Regions from separate parts of the Homo sapiens genome. Here region 2 is linked to region 1. A link is an interaction called in ENCODE POLR2A ChIA-PET data of the cell type or tissue named here. Cell type or tissue: OCI-LY7. All regions are shown on one strand.

The links. Peaks named below come from ENCODE experiments on the same cell type or tissue, not always from the same donor. Only the 100,000 strongest peaks of a DNase experiment are listed, where the experiment ranks them.
Region 2: POLR2A ChIA-PET joins it to region 1 with 15 read pairs; 2 of 35 experiments call an interaction of 5 or more read pairs at or near these places.

Annotation. Positions count from the first base shown.
Region 1 is chr1:203,457,145-203,461,144 of GRCh38, reverse strand. No RefSeq gene overlaps it. Among named protein-coding and RNA genes, the nearest start is that of PRELP, 17 kb to the left of the region's middle. In OCI-LY7, no CTCF peak of the experiment used is centred here; no DNase peak of the experiment used is centred here; H3K27ac peaks cover 267 bases.
Region 2 is chr1:203,807,427-203,811,426 of GRCh38, reverse strand. The region is part of intron 1 of ZBED6 (zinc finger BED-type containing 6); the gene reads right to left. All of the region lies in intron 2 of ZC3H11A (zinc finger CCCH-type containing 11A), which reads right to left. Among named protein-coding and RNA genes, the nearest start is that of ZC3H11A, 14 kb to the right of the region's middle. In OCI-LY7, no CTCF peak of the experiment used is centred here; no DNase peak of the experiment used is centred here; H3K27ac peaks cover 432 bases.

The DNA of each region.
Region 1 (4,000 bases):
TTCATGCAAATGACAAGGTTTCCTTCTTTAATGCTAAATAATATTCCACTGTGTATGTACAGCACATTTGCTTTATCTGTTCGTCAATCAATAGATACTTAGGTTGATTCCACATTGGTTATTGTGAATAGTGCTGCAGTGTACATGGGAGTGCAGATATCTCTTCGATATACAGTAGCCCCTTCTTATCCAAAGTTCTGCTTTCTGTGGTTTCAGTTACACACCACCACCAATGGCCTGAAAATATTAAATGGAAAATTACAGAAATAGACAATTCTTTTTTTTTTTTTTTGAGATAGAGTCTCCCTCTGTTCCCCAGGCTGGAGTGCAGTGGCTGATCTCGGCTCACTGCAACCTCCGCCTCCTGGGTTTAAGTGATTCTCCTGCCTCAGCCTCCTGTGTAGCTGGGACTACAGGTGCCCACCACCACGCCAGGCTAATTTTTGTATTTTTAGTAGAGACAGGGTTTCACCATATTGGCCAGTCTGGTCTCGAACTCCTGACCTTGTGATCCGCCCGTCTCGGATCCCAAAGTGCTGGGATTACAGGTGTGAGCCACCGCGCCCGGCCGACAATTCATAAGTTTTAAATTGTGTACTGTTCTGAGTAACATGATGAAATCCTGCACTCTCCCGCTTCATCCTGCTGGCGATATGAATCCGCCCTTTGTCCAGCATACCCACACTGTAGACGTTACTTAGTAGCCATCTCAGTAATGAGATCAACTGTCTCAGTACAGCAGTGCCTGTGTCCAAGTCACCCTCATTTTACTTAATGATGGCCCCAGAGCACAAGAGTAGTGATGGTGACAATTCAAGTATGCCAAAGAGACACCACAGAGTGCTTCCTTGAAGTGAAAAGGTGAACGTTTTCAACTTAGTAAGAAAAGAAAAAATATTGTAGGCTGAAATTACTAAGAGCTATGATAAGAAGGAAGCTTCTATCTATGAAATTGTGAAGAAGGAAAAAGAAATTCATGCTAGTTTTGTTGTCACATCTCAAATCGCAGAAGTGACAGCCACAGTGCATGACAAGTACTTAATTAAGTACTTGTATCCCCATGGATAAGCGGGGGCCACTACACTGATTTCCTTTCCTATGGATATATATCAGTAGTGGATTGCTGGGTCACGTGGTTGTTCCATTTTTAAGTTTTTCTGAGGAATCTCCATGCTGCTTTCTGTAACGGTTGTACTAATTTACATTCCTAAGGGTTCCTTTTTTTCCACATCCTCACCAACTTTGGTTATCTCGTGTCTTTGTGTGTGTGTGTGTGTGTGTGTGTGTGTGTGTCTGTGTTTGATAACAGCCATTCTAATAGGTGTGAGGTGATATCTCCTTGTGGTTTTACTTTGCATTTCCCCGATGATTAGTGATGCTAAGCATTTTTTAAATATGCCGGTCAAATGTAAAATATATTCATCACCATGAAAAATTTCATGTCATGTCACTTGCGCCAACCCAAAACCTTTCAGTGGGATTCCCTAATTTCTAGTAATAGTGGATAAGGTTATTTGGACCAAGCCTACCACTGAAAACAAGTAAAACTGACAGATAAATTTTTTAAAAAATTTTTTGTTTAGAAACAAGAGCTAATAAGACTTAGCAAGAGAGAAACAACCAACCAGACAAAATTAAAGGGAAAAAAATGGAAACCTCAGAGATGGAAACTAAAGGTTTGCCCCGAGGGTATTTGCTGATCCCAGTAAATCTCAACTATTGTTTTGATGTCTACAAGGGAAAGAAGATAGAAATCAATGCTCAAGCTGGGCTGGCGTGGTGGTTCTCGCCTGTAATCCTGGCACTTTGGAAGGCCGAAGTGGGCAGATCACTTGAGTTCAGGAGTTCAAGACCAGCCCAGCCAACGTGGTAAAACCCCATCTCTACTAAAAATAAAATTAGTCAGGTGTGGTGGCAGGTGCCTGTAATCCCAGCTATTCAGGAGGCTGAGGTGGGAGGAGCGCTTGAATCCAGGGGGTGGAGGCTGCAGTGAGCTGAGACTGCGCCATTGCACTCCAGCTGGGCAACAGAGCGAGACTCTGTCTCAAAAAAAGAAGAAAGAGAGAAAGAAAGAAAGAAAGAAAGAAAGAAAGAAAGAAAGAAAGAAAGAGAGAAAGAGAGAAAGAAAGAAATCAAAACTCAGGGTTTGAAGAAAGTGGAGAGACATCCATCCCTTCCATAAGCAAGGACCACAAAGGACAACACCCTTGGAGTAAAGGTGAACCCAGATTATACCAGGCTGGCAACAGGAAGGCAGAATTCTCGTCACTGTGGTCCAAGGAAACTCAGTTCCTCGCACTTGATTTAAGGTGGTTTTAGATCAACGCTGGCCACAAGTGTTTGGCAAAGCAAAAAAAACAAAGCCAAAAAAAAAAAAAACCTTCTCTAGAAGAAAGTCACCCTCATTCCTTGGATTTCAAATTATTCCATCAAATTATTTTTCAAGTATGATGAGCAGGAAACAAACAAAAATAAGCAAACATACCAGAAATAGACACCTTGCATAAGAACCCACAGATACAACAGACAAGAGAAACTAAACTGTAAAAACGTTAGGTTTTATAATTATCAGACACAGTATAAAACAATTATGATTACTGTGCTTAGAGAAATAAAAGTCATGCTTGAAAATTTTATGGTAAATAAGAAATTATAACATTTGATTTAGATTTAGAAAAAGACCAAATCAAACTTCTAGAAATAACAAATTCGATTAATACAAATAAAAGCTCGAAAGATACAGCTAGAGGGAATTCAAACTAGAAGGCAGAAGAAATTATCCAAAATTTAGCACAGAGGGACAATAGAATGGAAATGATAAAAGAAACGTAAAGAGCCACAGAGGACAGAGTGAGAAGAACCAACATATGTTTAATTAGGGTCTCAGAAACACAAGAGAGAGTAATTGCCAGAGACAATGCGTAGACAGATAACAACTGAAAATGTTCCAGAACTGATGAAAGAAACAAATATCAAATTTAAGGAGACAAATTCATCTCCAAAAGGATAAACAGATATCCCCATCCAGACACATTATTATGAAACTTGCGTAAATCCAAACACAAAAAACAATATTAAAGATAAATTATCTTAAACAAAATTTTTTGTTTGTTTTTTGTTTGTTTGTTTGTTTGAGATGGAGTTTCGCTCTTGTTGCCCAGGCTGGAGTGCAATGGCGTGATCTCGGCTCACCGCAACCTCTGCCTCCCAGATTCAAGTGAGTCTCCTGCCTCAGCCTCCCAAGTAGCTGGGATTACAGGCATGTACCACCACGCCCGGCTAATTTTGTATTTTTAGTAGAGACGGAGTTTCGCCATGTTGGCCAGGCTGGTCTTGAACTCCCAACCTCAGCTGATCTGCCCACCTTGGCCTCTCAAAGTGCTGGGCTTACAGGCATGAGCCACTGCACCCGCCCTAAACAAATTTTTAATATGTTGAAGGAAAATAACTGCCCACCTAAAATTCTTTTCTCAGTGAAAATACATTTCAACAGTGAGAGTGAAGTACAGATGCTTTCAGATGATAAAAATAAAGTAGAAAAACAACAAACAAAAATGTGTTTGCTACCAGCTGATTTCCTCTAAAGGAAATTCTATTCTTCGAGCAGAAGGGAAATGATCTTGGATGGAAAGTCTGAGAGGCAAGAAAGAATGAAAAGCAATAAAGTGGCAAATGTGTGGGTAATCCAAATGACCATCCATTGTAGAAAACAGTAACAGTAATGTCTTGTGAAGTCTAAAGTTTAAAGATATAATGGATTTCTCAAACTTGTAATGTCCAAACTGAGATCTCTGATATTTTCCTCCAGACCTAGTCCCATTATATTCTTCCCCATCTAAATAAATGGCAACTTCATTTTATCAATTGCCCAAATCTTGGAGTCATCTTTGGTCTCTTTCTCTCATCTCTCACATCAGCAAATCCTGTTAGACCTACTCAGTGGTGTGCTGAAACTGGCCTATGTTGACTCCCAAGAGCCAACAGTTACAAGTTTTAGAAA
Region 2 (4,000 bases), 350 kb before region 1:
AGAAAGACCAGCAACAAAGTAATTGAAACAATGAAATGGTAGCTATGAAATGCAAAGACACAGCAGAATTTACAATTTTTTGGCAACTAATTTTATTTATTTATTTATCTGGAGACGGAGTTTCGAGTTTTGCTCTTGTTGCCCAGGCTGAAGTGCAATGGCACGACCTCAGCTGACTGCAACCTCCACCTCCTGGGTTCAAGTGAGTCGCCTGCCTCAGCCTCCCAAGTAGCTGGAATTACAGGTGCCCACCACCACACTTGGCTTTTTTTTTTTTTTTTTTGTGACAGAGTTTCACTCTTCTACCCAGGCTGCTGGAGTGCAGTGGCGCAATCTCGGCTCATTGCAACCTCCACCTTCTGGTTTCAAGCGATTCTCTTGCCTCAGCCTCCCAAGTAACTGGGATTACAGGCGCCTACCACCATACCCTGCTAATTTTTTTTTTTTTTTGTATTTTTAGTAGAGATGGAGTTTCACCATAGTGGCCAGGCTGGTGTGAAACTCCTGACCTCAGGTCATCTGCCCGCCTCAACCTCTCAAAGTGCTGGGATTACAGGCGTGAGCGTCTGGCCCACAACTAATTTTCAAATCATTTTCTGCAAAGAGCCCTCAAAGTTGGGCAGAGTGTGGAGAAATGGAATCCTGAGTAGATAACACTCCCTTACTAATGTTTCAACAGAAAAAACTCCTTCGTCAGATCTAAGAGCTGGCCGGGCGCGGTGGCTCACGCCTGTATTCCCAGCATTTTGGGAGTCCGAGGCGGGTGGATCACGAGGTCAGGAGATCGAGACCATCCTGGCTGACACTGTGAAACCCCATCTCTACTAAAAATACAAAAAATTAGCTGGGCGTGGTGGTGGGCGCCTGTGGTCCCAGCTACTCTGGAGGCTGAGGCAGGAGAATGGTGTGAACCCCAGAGGTGCAGGTTGCAGTGAGCTGAGATCGCGCCACTGCACTCTAGCCTGGGCGACAGAGTGAGACTCTGTCTCAAAAAAAAAAAAAACCTAACAGCTACAATGTAAAACAAGAAAAAGGAAATAAGAGATAAAGAAAAAAAGAAAAGTTTCTTTATATATCATCTTTATACACTAAGCTTCTGTAACTTTCACTAGGATAAAAACAAATATAATTGCCATTCAAGAAAACGGCAAGGCCAGGTGCAGTGGCTCATGCCTATAATCCTAACACTTTGAGAGACCAAGGCAAGAGGATCACTTGAGACCAGGAGTTCAAGAACAGCCTGGGCAACAGACAGACCTCATCTCTTAAAAAAAAAACAAAAAACAAAAACAAAAAAAACACCACTCCAGCTTTTAAATGATGCTCCAATGACTTTATAATCAATACTATCCCATGCAAAAACACAAAACAAAGATGCACATCCATAAATTTCTTAAGTTTAAAAGGAAAAAAAAAGTATCTAGGTTGCCAAGAAAAACCCAGTTACTTTTTTTTGTTTAGTTTTGTTATTTTTGAGAGAGTCTCGCTCTGTTGCCCAAACCTGGAGTGCAGTTGCGTGATCTTGACTTACTGCAACCTCCACCTCCTGGGTTCAAGCAATTCTCCTGCCTCACCCTCCCGAGTAGCTGGAATTACAGGCGCCTGCCACCATGCCTGGCTAATTTTTGTATTTTTAGTAGAGACGGGGTTTCACCATGTTGGCCAGATTGGTCTCGAACTCCTGACCTCAAGTGATCTGCCCATCTCAGCCTCACAAAGTGCTAGGATTACAGCCGTGAGCCACCGCACCCGGTTAACCTGGTTACTTTTCAACAGAAAATAACCGTTTGAAAATATGAAGCCAAGAAAAATAATGGGACCTTTCTCAACCCACTCTCTAGAAGTTAATGTAGGAAAAAGGACATATTATTTTAAAATCTTCATGCTCTCAGCAAGTTTTAAAGGATATAGCATTGCTACAAATGAACATACCACTATGAAAAAAGAGTGGGGCTGGGTGCGGTGGCTCAGGCCTGTAATCCCAGCAACCTGGGATTTCGGAGATGGGCGGATCACGAGGTCAGGAGTTTGAGACCAGCCTGGCCAATATGGTGAAACACCGCCTCTACTAAAAATATAAAAAATTAGCCGGGCACGGTAGTGTGCGCCTGTTGTCCCAGTTACTCGGGAGGCTGAGGCAGAAGAATCGCTTGAACCCTGGAGGCGGAGGTTGCAGTGAGCCAAGATCATGCCACTGCACTCCAGCCTGGGAGACAAAGCAAGACTCCATCTCAAAAAAAAAAAAAAAAAAAAACAGTGAGAAGAAAACAAAGCTTCAAAAATAATAAGAAAACTCAGGCTGGGTGTGGTGGCTCATGCCTGTAATCCTAGCACTTTGGGAGGCCGAGACAGGTGGATCACCTGAGGTCAGGAGTTCGAGACCAGCTTGACCAACATGGTGAAATCCTGTCTCTACTAAAAATACAAAATTAGCTGGGCGTGGTGGCGAATGCCTGTAATCCCAGCTACTTGGGAGGCTGAGGCAGGAGAATCACCTGAACCCGGGAGGTGGAGGTTGCAGTGAGCCAAGATTGTGCCATTGCACTCCATCCTGGGCAACAACAGAAAAACGCCTTCTCAAGAAAATAAATATATAAAATAATGATAATAATGAAGAAAAAAAAGAAGAAGATGGCGATGACGACGACGAAGATGAAGACTCTAATTTCCAGCCCCTACCTTCAAAAATAGATTTCAGTAGAGGAAAGAACAGAATAAACACTGATGAAAAACATAATAACTGAATTACAAGAGATTACTGACACGACATCTCCACGAATCCAAACCAAAAATGCCAACATATGTCACTAAGAGGGAAATTGTATATGAAATGAAAATAATTCCAGAAAACTCAATTTCTATAAATAGAAATCCTAAAAAGGAATGGAATTTGTAGAGATTATGAAAGAAACAATATAAGAACATTTCCTTAAATTTGATGGACTTGAGTCTTTACATTAAAGGGGATCATCAAATGCCAGGCAGAACTTTTCTTTAAAGACATCTCTGCTATACACAGACATGGTAAAATTTTTGAATTCCAATGGTAAAGACAAAATCATACAAACTTTCAGGAAAAATCAGATTGACAACAAAGGAAAGAAAATCAGACTTGACATTATTAGACTTCTCATCTGAATCTCTAAATGCCAAAAGACAAAATGCTATTCATCCAGAATGTAAAGGAGATTATGACCTTTAAGTTTAGAATTTCAAACTACATTTCACAAATAGCTCAGAACTTAGAAGTTTTTAGATACAAAAATTCTCAAAAAGTATATCACCTATGTACTTATACTTTTGAAAAATACTCAAGAAAATATTCTAACTTAAGAAAAAGAACTTACAAAAAAGTACTCAATAAAAGTAGAAAAAAAACAAAACAGGCCAGGCATGGTGGCTCACATCCGTAATGCCAGCACTTTGAGAGGCCGAGACAGGAGGACTGCTTGAACCCAGGAGTTCAAGACCAGCCTGGGCAACATAATGAGACCTAGTTTCTACACTAAATTAAAAAATTAGCCAGGTATGGTGGCACATGTCTTTACTCCCAGCTACTTGGGACGCTGAGGCAGAAGGATTGCTTGAGCCCAAGAGGTCGAGGCTGCAGTGAGCCGTGACTGCCCCACTGCACTCTGGTCTGCGCAACAGAGCAAGACCCTCTCTCAAAAAATAAATAAATAAGCCTGGGCAACATAGTGAGACCATGTCTCTCTCCCAAAAGAAAAAAAAATTTAGCTGGGCATGGTCCATACATCTGTGGTCCTAGCTACTTGGGAGGCTGAGCTGGAAGGATCACTTGAGCCCAGGAGTTTGAGACTGCAGTGAGCTATGATCACATCACTGCACTCCAGCCTGGGAGGCAGAGCGAGACTCTATCTCTAAAAAACCAACAAAAAAAAAACAGTAAGACAAAACAAAACTTTGTGTCACATATATTACAAACCCAAAAAACAGTCATAATATTTTTACCAATAGCCAGGCATAGTGAGTCACATTT